Linked DNA regions of Homo sapiens: all the other regions are linked to region 2. A link is a contact called in ENCODE Hi-C or POLR2A ChIA-PET data. All regions are on one chromosome and are shown on one strand. Each heading gives the region's core, a stretch centred on a gene start or an enhancer-like site at or near the end of the contact. The rest is flanking DNA. Distances are from core to core; before and after follow the strand shown. Region 1 holds the start of RNF208 (ring finger protein 208). Region 2 holds the start of TRAF2 (TNF receptor associated factor 2). Region 3 holds the start of TPRN (taperin). Region 4 holds the start of SNAPC4 (small nuclear RNA activating complex polypeptide 4).

Region 1 (2,891 bases), core at 156-2,655, 340 kb before region 2:
TGGCGCATGCGCAAACAAGGCAGGAACCGGCCGTGGAAATATTATTGCCCAGAAGCCCACGCGCTCCGGGGTTTCCCGAAAGACCCGGTTCGGATGTGACCAATACTCGGCTTGGGGTTCTCCAGCTCTGAATGGCGGGTCTGAAAAGGCCTGGCCTGGGGGGCGGGGCCTCGTGGCGGGGGCGGGATCTCATCCCCTACGGGGTGGGGTCTCGCTGAGGGGGCGGGGCCTGCGGCCTGGTGCTTCCTCGGGCGCACGCCGGGTCGGTGAGCAGAGTCTGCGGCGGAGCTGGGCTCCCGGCCCTCCCCAGGCCCAGGCTGCCTCAGTTGCCCCACCATCTTGCCAGGGCCCCGTAAGGACCCCTCCAGCAGCGCCCCTGTCACCCGCACACCTCTCCCTATTGCTCTTCTGAGTGACACTCGCCCGAGGCCCCACAGAGGGGCCAAGCCAGACCCTATGCGCAGGGCTGCTCCTCCAGCCTGTTTTGCCCACGCGAGCTCCCGCACCAGCGGCACCGTCCCCTCTGGGCTCAGCACTCTGCAGGCCCTGGGGCTCTGCCTAGAGCAGGTGCGGTCTGGCCAGTCCAGCGGAGAGAGGAGCTGAAGGAGGCCAGGATGTCCAGGGCCAGGTGCGGGGCCAGAGCTGGTCACAGCGTGGCAGCGGAGGCCCTCGAAGCCCTGGTCCCCTGCCTCACGGTGACCAGCAAGCCCGAGGGCTCCACAGGCAGAAGGCGGACCCAGGAGGGCAGGGAAGCCCCGGGTGAGGAAGCGGAGAGGCCCGGGCCTGCGCGCTGGAGTGCCAGGGGCCACCCTGTCCGGGCAGGTGCGGTCCTCAGGGCCGCCTCCACCCCGCACTGGGCTGCCAGCCTGTCCTTCGCGCACTCCCACCGGACCCGTCCGTCCACCGGCCTCGGCCTTCTGATCCGCTCCGCCCGCCCCGCTCTTGCCCCTTAGAGTCACAGCGATCTATCTGAGCTACGGCACCGGGCACAGGCGGAGCTGGAGGACTCGGGGCCTTCCCATGGGGCGGGGGGCCGGGGACGGGGGAAGGCACCGGTGGGCCCTGGAACCAGCTCCCCTGGGATCCTCCGCGCAGGTCCCCTCCCTCTCACTCCAGAGTCCTGAGGCCTCCTACTGTGAGGGAGGAGAACAGCCGGATTCTCCTCCTGAATCTGGGGGGGCGGGGGCTTGACCAGGACCCAGGATCAGCCTGGAGAGAACTGGGGGCGACGCGGGGGTCCTGCCCCCCACGCAGTCCGCGGGCGAGAGCGACGCCGGGAGCGGACCGAGGGGCGGCCGGGAGGCTGGCCCCGCCCCGCGGACCCCGCGCGGGTCCCCAGACGGGGGGTGGCGCTGCGGGCGCGGGCGGGCGCCGCGCGCACTGCGGTCCCCGCGCCTCCGCCGCAGAGCGCGCCACGCTCCGCACGCACCTGCCGCCGTCGCCGCCGTGCCGAAACCCGCGCCCCGCGCCCCACGCCCGCGCCCGCGCCCCTCGGTGCCGCCCGGGCCCCGCCATCGCCTGAGGTCGCTGCGGCCGCCGCCGGAGCCGCCGGAGCCCCCCGAGCTGCCGGGCCGAGGCGCGGGCGCCGCGTCCGGGCCTGCCTTTGAGACAACCTCTGCGGCGGCGGCGCGCGGCCGGGACGCCAGGCTGGGGCAGGTGAGCGCAGGGGGCGGGGGCCGGGGGCGGACTCAGCGCCCCTCCCCACGCGACGGGGGTCGGCCCTCGGGAAGGTGCGTCTGGCCTTGGAGGCGGGGACCGGGGAGGGGGTTGGGTTCTGAGGCCCGCGGAGGTCGGGATCCCACGGCTGAGGTCAGGGTCAGAGGTCGGGCGCCCGGTCCTTTGTGCAGGGCGAGGGCTAGGGTGGGGGTGGCCGGGGCACTGCCCTCATGCCGTCTCTCACCTGCAGCTCAGGCCTGGCCCAGGCCTCGCCTCTGCTCCTGCCGCGGAGCCTGCCGCCCCGGTCCTCCTGCAGCCAGCGCTTCGGCTAGCTGCCTTCCCTGGGCGCCCTGTCCTGGAGCCATGGGGCCCACCCAGCCCCTGCCTGCCCCGATGTCCCGGCCCGCGGCCTGCTGACCTCGGCTGCAGGGGGAGCCCCCCCCGCGCCCCCTCGCCAGCCTCAGCAGCCAGAGACCCTGGGTGAGACCCTGGGCCAGACCCCCAGCCCAGGGCAGCCTCCCACCCCTCCCTGCCCCCGCCTGCCTCCCCCTCCCCCACCCCTTCCTCCTCCTCCCAGGACTGGACCAGAGAAGCCACTGTGGCCACTGGGGGGGGCCCTGCACCCCCAACTCTCGCCGGCTGTCCCTAGGAGTCCACGGGCCGTCCGGGGCCCCCCCCAGGCCTGGCGGGACCAGGATGCTGCCCTGTCACCTGCCCCCCAGCCCCACACAACGCCCCCACCCACCCGAACATCCAGTCTGACTGGAGACAGCCGGATGCCCTCTGACCCCGGGCCCGAGGCGGGCAGTGGCTGGCCGGGCCTCCTCATGTCCTGCCTGAAGGGTCCCCATGTCATCCTCAAGATGGAGGCCATGAAGATTGTCCACCCTGAAAAGTTCCCTGAGCTACCGGCTGCCCCCTGCTTCCCGCCTGCTCCCCGGCCCACCCCAACTCTGGCACCCAAGCGTGCCTGGCCCTCAGACACAGAGATCATTGTCAACCAGGCCTGTGGGGGGGACATGCCTGCCTTGGAAGGGGCACCCCATACCCCGCCACTGCCACGGCGGCCCCGTAAGGGAAGCTCGGAGCTGGGCTTTCCCCGCGTGGCCCCAGAGGATGAGGTCATTGTGAATCAGTACGTGATTCGGCCTGGCCCCTCGGCCTCGGCGGCTTCTTCGGCGGCGGCAGGCGAGCCCCTGGAGTGCCCCACCTGTGGGCACTCCTACAATGTCACC
Region 2 (3,028 bases), core at 438-2,937:
ACTAGAAGTTAACTTTAAAACTGTAATTTCATGGCCGGGCGCGGTGGCTCATGCCTGTAATCCTAGCACTTTGGGAGGCCGAGGCGGGTGGATCACCTAAGGTCAAGAGTTTGAAACCAGCCTGGCCAACATGATGAAACCCTATCTCTACTAAAAATACAAAAAATTAGCCGGGCGTGGTGGTGCACGCCTGTAATCCCAGCTGCTCGGGAGGCTGAGGCAGAAAAATCGCTTGAACCCAGGAGGCGGAGGCTGCAGTGAGCCGAGATCGAGCCACTGCACTCCAGCCTGGGCAACAAGACCAAAACTATCTCAAAAAATAAATAAATAAAATTACAATTTTATATGTAACCCCATCTTTTTCAGGCTCAAAATAATACCAAATAGAAGCTTGATAACAACCTAAACTCTTAACAACTGTTTATACAAAAGTATCAGAAGCAAGCGTGGTAGAAGAGGAGATCTTGAACCTTACAAGTGTCCACCCATTAATACATTCAGTTCCTCTTATTAAAAACTAGGGCTATTAACAGGGAGAGAGACTGAGTTACAGGGCAGTAATTCCGTCCCTTCAAAATCATGTGGCCACAGAGCAGGGTCCGTTCTCAGTCCTAGTTTCCCTTGACTTGACCCAGACCAGACTCCCTCCTCCTCCGAGCCCCGTCTTCACCGGCTGCCAGACACCCCACCCCCTGTCGGCCCTACACCGAGTGGAGGCTTGGTGCTCTTCTGCACTGACCCTCAGCCCTCGGGGCCTCAAAATGACAACTCCAAAATACCCAGCTCTGGCCCTGACCGTTCCCCTGACCCCAGGCTGCCCATCTGGCCGCCTCCCGAGAGGCCATGGGCGCTGTGACTCCTTCATCTTGGCCTAGGAAGCACCAGCCTTCAGCTGCTCACGCCAGATTCTTGCAGACATTGCAACTCCTCTTTTTCTCGGCTCTACCTTCCACAAACATCCCCTGCTACTGCCAGGACCAGGCCCCGGCCCCGATCCCGGCCCGGTCCACCGCAGCCCATCCCCGCACTGGCTCCTTGCTGCCCCCGACCCTCCCAGCAGCCAGAGGGACTTTTCACCCAGGCTCAGCCTGGGTCTCCCCAGCCACTGGGCAGGAAGGCAGCAGAGTCGGCTCCGCCCCCAGCCTCACTGGTCTTCCCCGACCCCTGGCTGGGGGGCGCTGGCAAACTCAGGGGTCGGAGGCGCCCCTGACCCTCCCGAGCACGCAGCCGGCTGAGGGTGCGGGGCTTCGGGGACACGAGGGGCCCACAGCTGAGCGTGGAGGGGCGACAGGGTGCGGGGGAGCGACGGACCCGGGACGGGGCAGGGCCGGGTGGGCCGCCCACGGGCCTCAGGCGGTACTGGGAGCCGCGACCCCGCGCAAAACCCCGGACCGTGCCCTGGCGCTGCTCCGAGCACGGCCGCGCGCGTTCCCGAACTTTCCCGCGCCAGCCACGCTCGGACTTGGTTTCCGGCCCAGCGGCTCAGAGAAATCCCCTCGGGCTGGCCCCGCCCCCGCCCCGCGGCCTCTCCCGCCCCCGCTCCCGCTCCGGCCCGGAGTCTCCCTGAGAGGTGCCCGCGCCTGCGCCCGACCCCGCGCCCGACCCCGCACCCGACCCCGCGCCCGCGCCCGACCCCGCACCCGACCCCGCGCTCGCCTCACCCAACGGTCGCAGCGCGCCCGGAACTAAGGGCCCGCCCAGCTACCGCCCCCAACGCCGCCGCCGCCGCCGCCGCTCCGCCGCGTGCGCCTGACGGACGGACATGGGAGCCAACCAGCCAGCCCTCAGGAAGCTGTAGCGAGAGCCATTGGCCAGATACGCCCCGCTCCGAGCGCGCCTGACGGACTGACGCCGGAGCCAACCAGCGAGCCCGCAGGAGCCGCAGCGTGCGCCGATTGGTCGGCGCTGAGACGGCGTGGGTACCTAAGTCGCCCTCTGCTTTTTCCTCAAAGAGCGCGCCGGGGCGTTGGTGCGGGGAGCTGGTGAGGTGCTGCGCTGTGGGGTCCGCGCTAATTGGGTCCCTTCCCCAGGTGCGGCGAGACAGCGAGGCCCTTGCTTCCCCTCCCGTGGCCCCGGGGCGGAGACCCCTGCCGCACACCCGAGAGGTGAGCCGGGAGCCCAAGCCGGGCGACACCGGTTCCCACGAGGCGCGCGTCGCGCGCGGGACGCGGGGCCCTGGCGGGGCGGCCGCACCTACCCGACACCTGCGGGTCCCTCCGCCTCCCCCGGTGCCGGGCGCAGAGCGGCGCCTCAATTTGGGTAACATTTATGAGAAACAGGACTAAAAGAATACTGCACACTTAAGTAAGGTATTAAGGCTATGGGGTCTCCTTTTGGGGTGAGGTAATGCTCTGCAACCGGACAGTGGTGACGGCCGCCCGACATGGCCGGTGTGCTAATCTACTGGGTTGTGCACTTTATTTATTTTTTTTTTTGAGACGGAGGCTCACTCTGTCGCCCAGGCTGGAGTTCAGTGGCGCGATCTCGACTCACTGCAACCTCCGCCTCCCGGGTTCAAGCGATTCTCCTGCCTCAGCCTCCCGAGTAGCTGGGACTACAGGCGCCCGCCATCACGCCCGGCTAATGTTTGTATTTTTGATAGAGACGAGGTTTCACCATGTTGGCCAGGCTGGTCTTGAACTCCCGACCTCAAGTGAAAACACAACCTATGGCCTCCAGACACTCAAATGAAAACAGTGGCCTTGGCGGCCAAAACAGGGGCTGCCCTAGGAGTCCTGTGGGCTGCATGGGGGAGGCGGCACTGTCATCTGCCCAGGAGAACGGGAGCTGCAGCAGGTTCTCTCTGGCGGTGCACGGGCTAGCACTGGACACACCACCCCCTCTCCATCCAGCCTTTGGTGAAATGGAGACCTTTCACCCCGCTTTGCAGAGAAGGAAACGTTCACGGAGGTAAGTCTCCTCCAAGCATTCAGACCCTGAGACCACGGGACTCCTCAAGGATGGAATACACTGCAAAACAGGGCAGGCTTTGAAGTTGCATAATTTACACAGGCCACGCTGTCCCCAG
Region 3 (3,222 bases), core at 723-3,222, 310 kb before region 2:
GGTGTCAGCCTCTGCCTGGCGTGTATGCTTAGTTGTGTAAACCATGGAGGGGCTTGCGTTGGAGGCAGCTTATCTGGTTTGTTGCTACGACACTGTGTCCAGCCTGGGATTGGCATAACTTTTGTCAAAGCCAGATTCAAGCTGAACAGTGGGAGTGAGTTTCCTCGTAATGTTATTTATTTCTAGATTTTGTGTTTTGTGTGTTCCCCTGTTTTATTTTGGTAGTTCAGAATTGGGCAACCCTACTAGGGTAGAAGTGATGAACATCAGATGCTTCCTTTAGAAAGGTGATTTGAGGAGGGCCCTAAGGGAGGAGACACTTGGCTTCTGGAAAGCTGAAATGAAAGTTTATTCTGGCCAGGCCCAGTGGCTCACGCCTGTAATCCCAGCAGTTTGGGAGGCCAAGGCAGGCAGATCATGAGGCCAGGAGTTCGAGACCAGCCTGGCCAACATGGCGAAATCCCGTCTCTACTAAAAATACAAAAATTAGCCGGGCGTTGTGGTGGGCACCTGTAACCCCAGCTACTTGGGAGGCGAAGGCAGGAGAATCGCTTGAATCCTGGAGGCGGAGGTTGTAGTGAGCCGAGATCGTGCCACTGCACTCCAGCCTGGGTGACAAGAGCAAGACTCTATCTCAAAAAAAAAAGAAAAAGAAAAAGTTTATTTTCTCCAGCTTAATGGAGTGGCAGGAGAATAAGGCAAGCATTAAGCTAGCGGCTGCTGCAGACTGTCATGGGGCACAGAAGCTGAGAAGGGCATCCCCAAGTTAAAAAAAAAAAATCTGTTCTGCATCATTGCAGAGACCCAGGCGACCTTGGTGTGGGAAACAGCAGTGTCTACTGAGCAGGCTGCTGACTGCAGGGCAGGTGATGGAAAGAAGGTGATGTCCGTGCACTCCAATTCCCCTTCTCCCCGTGACTCCAAGCGATCTCCCTATTGTCTGCAGGCTTGAAAGGCTGTGGAAGCACTCTGAAGCCCTCCCTGGGGCAGAAGGGACTTGTCAGCCGGGAGGCTGTGCCCTCAGGGTCATGGTATCCGGAGCCTTGATGAGGGGACGTTCAACCGATGGGAGAGGAGTAACCTTAACGTGGCAGCAGGGTGGAATAATCAGACACAGGGGTCGGCCCTATGGGGCCCACCGTTACCCTGGCTTTTTTTTTTTTTTTTTGGCTCTGAATGCATTGGAGAGCTCTCCAAGCATGCAGGGCCCTGCCCTGGTGAACCTGCTTGCGTGTGGCGGGAGAGGCTGCTTCCTTTGTGCCTGCTCCTGCAGATGCTTTTTGGGGACCACGGATGGCAAGGTTGGGTTAAGAGGCTCCCACCTGGGCAGCCTATAAAAACTAGGGATTTCTGAGAAACTGGTTCGTTGGGGCTGCTCGGGGCTCCAGAATTGGCATTTCCAAGCCCCGCAGGCACCTGCCGGAGGTCGGAGGACCCCTGGTGAAAGCAGGGTCCGGGCCAGAGTGTGGCCTGTGCACCGTCCACGGACACGGGTGCCTTCGGTCCTGGAGCAGCGCCCTTCCTGCACCGCGCTCTCAGCGGACGGAACAGGCGGCCTCGGTGCTGGCAGCATGAGGAAGTCCCAAGCTCAGCCAAGGTCACTCGGGGCGCAGGGTCCAGGGGCCGCGCACCCGGCTACCCCCAGGGACGCCGGGAGCTGAGAGCGCAGAGGCGGAAGTGGGGTCTGCCAGTGAGCGGCGCGAGGCACCGGGGTGTGTCCGGGGGGCCGTCCCCAATGGAGGCCAGCTCCGGTGATAGGCGTTGTCCAATGAAGTCCCTTGGGAGGCGGGGTTGAGGCGAGTGTTGTCCAATCGGTAGGGTCACTTGAGGGGCCCGCCCTCCTCCCCTGCCATAGGTGGGCCTCCCGCACGGGGCGGGGAGAGCGGGCTTTCCCCAATGGTCGGTGGCCCGGGAGGGGGCGTGGCCGCGGCGCCCAGGCTGGCCGCGGCGGCGGCTGCCACTCCGGCCCTCAGTCCAGCCGTCCGCTGCCGCGTTCGCAGCATGGCCGCCCTGGGGCGGCCGGGCTCGGGGCCGCGCGCTGCGGTGCCCGCTTGGAAGCGTGAGATCCTGGAGCGGAAGCGGGCCAAGCTAGCCGCGCTGGGCGGGGGCGCGGGGCCCGGGGCGGCGGAGCCCGAGCAGCGGGTGCTGGCCGAGAGCCTGGGCCCGCTGCGCGAGAACCCGTTCATGCTGCTGGAGGCCGAGCGGCGGCGCGGCGGGGGCGCGGCGGGGGCGCGGCTGCTGGAGCGGTACCGCCGCGTGCCTGGCGTGCGCGCCCTCCGCGCCGACAGCGTCCTCATCATCGAGACGGTGCCCGGCTTCCCGCCCGCGCCGCCCGCCCCGGGGGCCGCGCAGATCCGCGCCGCCGAGGTGCTGGTGTACGGGGCGCCGCCCGGCCGCGTCAGCCGCCTACTGGAGAGGTTCGACCCGCCCGCCGCGCCGCGCCGCCGCGGGAGCCCCGAGCGCGCCCGCCCCCCGCCGCCGCCGCCGCCGCCCGCGCCGCCCCGGCCCCCGCCCGCGGCCCCCAGCCCGCCCGCCGCGCCCGGGCCCCGCGGTGGCGGGGCGAGCCCCGGGGCCCGGCGCAGCGACTTCCTCCAGAAGACCGGCAGCAACTCCTTCACCGTCCACCCCCGGGGTCTGCACCGCGGCGCGGGCGCCCGCCTGCTCTCCAACGGGCACTCGGCCCCTGAGCCCCGGGCCGGCCCTGCCAACCGCCTCGCGGGCTCCCCGCCTGGGTCGGGACAGTGGAAGCCAAAGGTGGAGTCGGGGGATCCCTCCCTCCACCCGCCCCCCAGCCCCGGGACCCCGAGTGCCACTCCAGCCTCACCCCCTGCCAGTGCCACTCCTAGCCAGCGCCAGTGCGTCTCCGCAGCCACCAGCACCAACGACTCCTTCGAGATACGGCCGGCCCCCAAGCCAGTTATGGAGACCATCCCCTTGGGGGACCTCCAGGCCCGGGCGCTGGCCAGCCTCCGCGCAAACTCTCGAAATTCTTTCATGGTCATCCCCAAGAGCAAGGCCTCCGGGGCTCCTCCTCCTGAGGGGAGGCAGTCCGTGGAGCTGCCAAAGGGAGACCTGGGCCCGGCCTCCCCGAGCCAGGAGCTCGGATCCCAGCCGGTGCCTGGAGGGGATGGTGCGCCTGCCCTCGGGAAGAGCCCCCTGGAGGTCGAGGCACAGTGGGCAGTCGAGGAGGGGGCCTGTCCCAGGACAGCCACCGCCCTCGCT
Region 4 (3,083 bases), core at 553-3,052, 490 kb after region 2:
CTGTTCCAATTGATAGCTTTCTTATTTAATAAATTCTGTAGTTCACCGCACTGTCTCTTCTCTGCTGACTTAGCCAGTCCTTGGAGAACGCCGTGGGCTTCCACACCTCACTTGCTCTTGCCCTAACTGGTGCCTTGTGCTGGCAGATTCTCTCCAGGTCCTCAGCCCTTGGGGTTAGGGGCAGACTCAGACCACTGCTGCCTGGGCCTGACCACTGGGACCCACACGTGATGGACGTGTGAGTCACGCAGCTGCACGTTTCAGAGCTGGACAGACTGGATTCTAGCATTGGATCATCTTTTCGGATCATGTGGTTGAATTTTTCAAACAAGGCGTCTGAATTGCTAGACCCCTAGCCTTAGCTACAGGTGAAGGCCAGAGCTTTCCAGCAGTCACTGTGGAGCGGTCCTGCTGCGTAGCCCTATGCGCCTCCTGCTCCTGCTGGTTGGTGAAAGCAGGCTCTGGATTCTGTTGGCAGAGCTGACTTGAGACAGGGTGCTGTGGTTGGGAAGTGCCGGAATGAGGTTCTGAGTGTATAGGCAGCTCTGGGAGCCCTGTAGCAGCAGGATGGGGGCATCTGGGGAGGATGCCTCAGGCCACAGGCCTTCCCTGAGGCCCTTTGGGAGAGACAGCATTTGATGGGGTGGGGGTCACAAAGGCCAGATCGCCAGGCGGGTCCCATCCACCAGATGCGTGTGAAGTGGGGTGGTCCCCTGGCCCTCATGCCAGCAGCTCATGGAGCAGGTGGGGCCCAGGGAAGCGCGGTGGGGATGGGCATGTGGGTTTTGCGCACCCCTCTCTTTTGATGTCTGTGTTTGAAGCGTTTGATAGTAAGAAGTTTAAAAATACAATTTGTGGCGCGGTATTTAGTGCCTGCCTTCTGCCTCCAGATTTCAAGCCCGATGCAGGGACTGAAACGAGGCGCTCGAGGAGCCCCCAGCCGCCTGGTTCCATCCCCTCCATCTGTTTCTTGCCAATCCCTAGCTCCCAGTTTGGCCTCACCTGGGCCTAGCCCTTTGCCACCAAAAGCCCACCTCCTAGGTAGGCAGGGCAAACCCTCTTTATAGTTCTCCAGCTGATGCCCCTAGCTCACCCCAGGCTGGAGTGGAGGCCCCCTCAACTGGCTGGGCCCAGGATGTCTTTGCAGCACCGATACTTAGAAGCTCTCAGGAGCCAGGAACTGTAGGCCCCTGCCCAGCTCCCGGCCGAGTTAGCCCTGGCACGTTCCTGAAGGAATGAATGCCCACTTAGGGGAGGGCCCCGGGGCAGCTCTCCAGGCCAGGAGACCCCAGAGGGTGTGCACAGGTGACCAGGGAAGCGAGTTTGTGTGGTGCGGGCCCCCACCCTCTGGCCTCAGTCTCCTGCACGTGCCTGGAGATCGGCCTGGCCTCGGCGATCCTGAGCATGCAGGGCAGGCTGGGGAAAAAGCCTTTCACGTAGACTTTCTCATCCGTTGCTTAACCAAACCCCAACATGTCCGTTAACAGAGGATGAAACAAGCACAGAGAGGTCCAGCGATGGCCGAAGGTCACAGCCAGTAAGGGCCGGTCTTCCGGATCGTGACCAGGTGGCCGGGTGCCTGTCCCTGTCTGTCCCCTGCCTTGAGGTCCCGCGTCCACCCGCGCCCCTCCAGAGCGCGCGGAGGCGGCCCCCAGGGCGGCCGCGCGAGGGCAGCATCGAGCCGTTCGCCTCTCTAGTCCCGGCAGGCCGCAGCGGCCGTCCCGGCGTGCCCCGCGCCTCAGGAGGCGGGACTTCCGGCGCGCGGCGCTCTTGTTCTGCAGCCGCCGGAAGCGTCGAGTCTGCAGTCGCCCGGGCGACGGCGGGGTCCGCGCGGCCAGGTAAGGTGTGCGCCCAGCAGGTGAGGCGCGGGTGGCGTCGGCAGCTTCAGGGCTCTCCCCGTGGAGGGGGCGCTGTCCCGAGGAGCGGATAGCCGAGGCCCGGGACGGGGGCGGGGCAGCGCCCAAAGTCGGGGAAACTGAGGCCCGGCGTGGCCCCCGTCCGGCCGAGCCTGGGCGCGCGGGGATTCTGGCCCTGGGAGCCCCTCGGCTGGGAGCGGGCTGCGGGCTCCGAGGAGGCTCCGGCGGGGCGGCCCCGGCTGCAGGGCGCCCGCGTGCGTCTCGGGGACTGCGCCGGCGATTCCGCGGTGGCCGAGCCTCGGAGGGGGTTTCCCCAGTTCACGCAGCGAGCAGGAGGCGGAACTGGGCCTGGGCCGGGTCTGTCTCCCAAGCCAGTGCCTAAACGCCCATCGTCCTGGCGCATCCTGGGGTTCCCTGGGCCCAGCCGAGTCTGGGTGGCGTCCCCGCAGCTGGGGCTGGAGGGACCGCCTGCTGCGCTCCGTCTTGGTGGGCAGCCCTCATGACCAGCCCTTGGGAGAGGGGTGCGGGGAGAGGGACAGCCCCTGATGTCAGTGGCTCAGCACGTGTGACTTTGACCTCCTTCCTGCTGATCATTGCTCACCTGAGCGACACGGGGAGGGGGAGGCAGCAGCCTCGTGTGAGGCTTCCAGAGGAAAGCGTCTCCGCCGGCCCGGAGGCGCTGAACCAGCCTGCGGTCGCTGCCAGCTCTGCCTCTGGCCGGCTGTTAACTGAGTTTACAGGTTCACAAGCATTTCGGGCATAAACAAGGGGCTTTGTGAAGGAGTGAGGGGACCTGGGCTGCTGATGCGGCTAACGGTGCTCGCGGGTGGATGCTTTGGTTTTGTTCCAGTTGGGCAGGGCCCCAGTCAGCCTCCAGCAGGGAGAGCCACGCCAAGGACGGGGGAGGGCGTTTCTCTTTGTTGTTGGGTGTTTTGGGCTCCCGGGTCTGTGCTAGTGATTCCTTTAGATTTTCTCTGCTAATGTTTCATTCTCCCACTCTCTCTCTAGCGTCCTTCTCCCTTCAGACTTCCTGGACCACAGTTCCTAAGAAAAAAGCTTGACAAACATTTGTTAGTGTCAGGCACTGCCACGTTCCAGGCGTTGTTCTGGATGTACAGAGAACAGCCAGCCTTCCCTTTGGGAGCTTCCTTCCCAACCATGCTGTTAGTGCCTGCCACCTGGGCAGTCTCAGTGTGTGTCTCTGTGAACGTTTCTCAAATGCCCTCT

What was found. A loop is a pair of places that touch in the nucleus more often than their neighbours do. ChIA-PET counts read pairs that join two places held with the same protein, here RNA polymerase II (POLR2A). Pooled maps may share reads with other maps.
Region 1: a loop to region 2 is called in a map of naive thymus-derived CD4-positive, alpha-beta T cell, with 17 times the contacts of the local background. The contact joins the promoter of RNF208 here to the promoter of TRAF2 in region 2. A Hi-C loop is called at or near these places in 1 of 168 maps with a recorded cell type or tissue (naive thymus-derived CD4-positive, alpha-beta T cell), 6 of 37 single-sample maps with no recorded cell type and 10 of 50 pooled maps. POLR2A ChIA-PET finds 5 or more read pairs at or near these places in 1 of 52 experiments (activated CD8-positive, alpha-beta memory T cell).
Region 3: a map of B cell shows a loop between it and region 2 (4-fold over the local background). The contact joins the promoter of TPRN here to the promoter of TRAF2 in region 2. A Hi-C loop is called at or near these places in 1 of 168 maps with a recorded cell type or tissue (B cell), 4 of 37 single-sample maps with no recorded cell type and 10 of 50 pooled maps. POLR2A ChIA-PET finds 5 or more read pairs at or near these places in 2 of 52 experiments (CD4-positive, alpha-beta T cell and activated CD4-positive, alpha-beta T cell).
Region 4: a loop to region 2 is called in a pooled map, with 15 times the contacts of the local background. The contact joins the promoter of SNAPC4 here to the promoter of TRAF2 in region 2. A Hi-C loop is called at or near these places in 10 of 50 pooled maps.

The regions. Positions count from the first base shown.
Region 1 is chr9:137,220,754-137,223,644 of GRCh38, reverse strand. It overlaps RNF208 (ring finger protein 208), which reads left to right and starts at 1,405. Exons shown (of 2, transcript NM_031297.7): 1 at 1,405-1,656; 2 at 1,907-2,891. The coding sequence starts at 2,433. RefSeq lists silencers at 153-502, 813-862, 1,803-1,852.
Region 2 is chr9:136,885,175-136,888,202 of GRCh38, reverse strand. It overlaps TRAF2 (TNF receptor associated factor 2), which reads right to left and starts at 1,687. Exons shown (of 11, transcript NM_021138.4): 1 at 1,662-1,687. It overlaps MIR4479 (microRNA 4479), which reads right to left and starts at 1,470; the gene lies at 1,400-1,470. LOC105376326 (a long non-coding RNA gene) reads left to right here and starts at 1,949. Exons shown (of 3, transcript XR_930448.2): 1 at 1,949-2,105; 2 at 2,853-2,910. RefSeq lists enhancers at 255-990, 991-1,726 and silencers at 1,103-1,912, 2,133-2,262.
Region 3 is chr9:137,199,491-137,202,712 of GRCh38, reverse strand. TPRN (taperin) reads left to right here and starts at 1,972. Exons shown (of 4, transcript NM_001128228.3): 1 at 1,972-3,222. The coding sequence starts at 2,002. RefSeq lists an enhancer at 984-1,512 and silencers at 1,741-2,210, 2,301-2,370.
Region 4 is chr9:136,398,889-136,401,971 of GRCh38, reverse strand. SNAPC4 (small nuclear RNA activating complex polypeptide 4) reads left to right here and starts at 1,802. Exons shown (of 24, transcript NM_003086.4): 1 at 1,802-1,838. ENTR1 (endosome associated trafficking regulator 1) reads left to right here. Exons shown (of 10, transcript NM_001039707.2): 10 at 1-50. RefSeq lists silencers at 1,355-1,404, 1,555-1,764, 1,835-1,964, 2,035-2,144 and an enhancer at 653-1,589.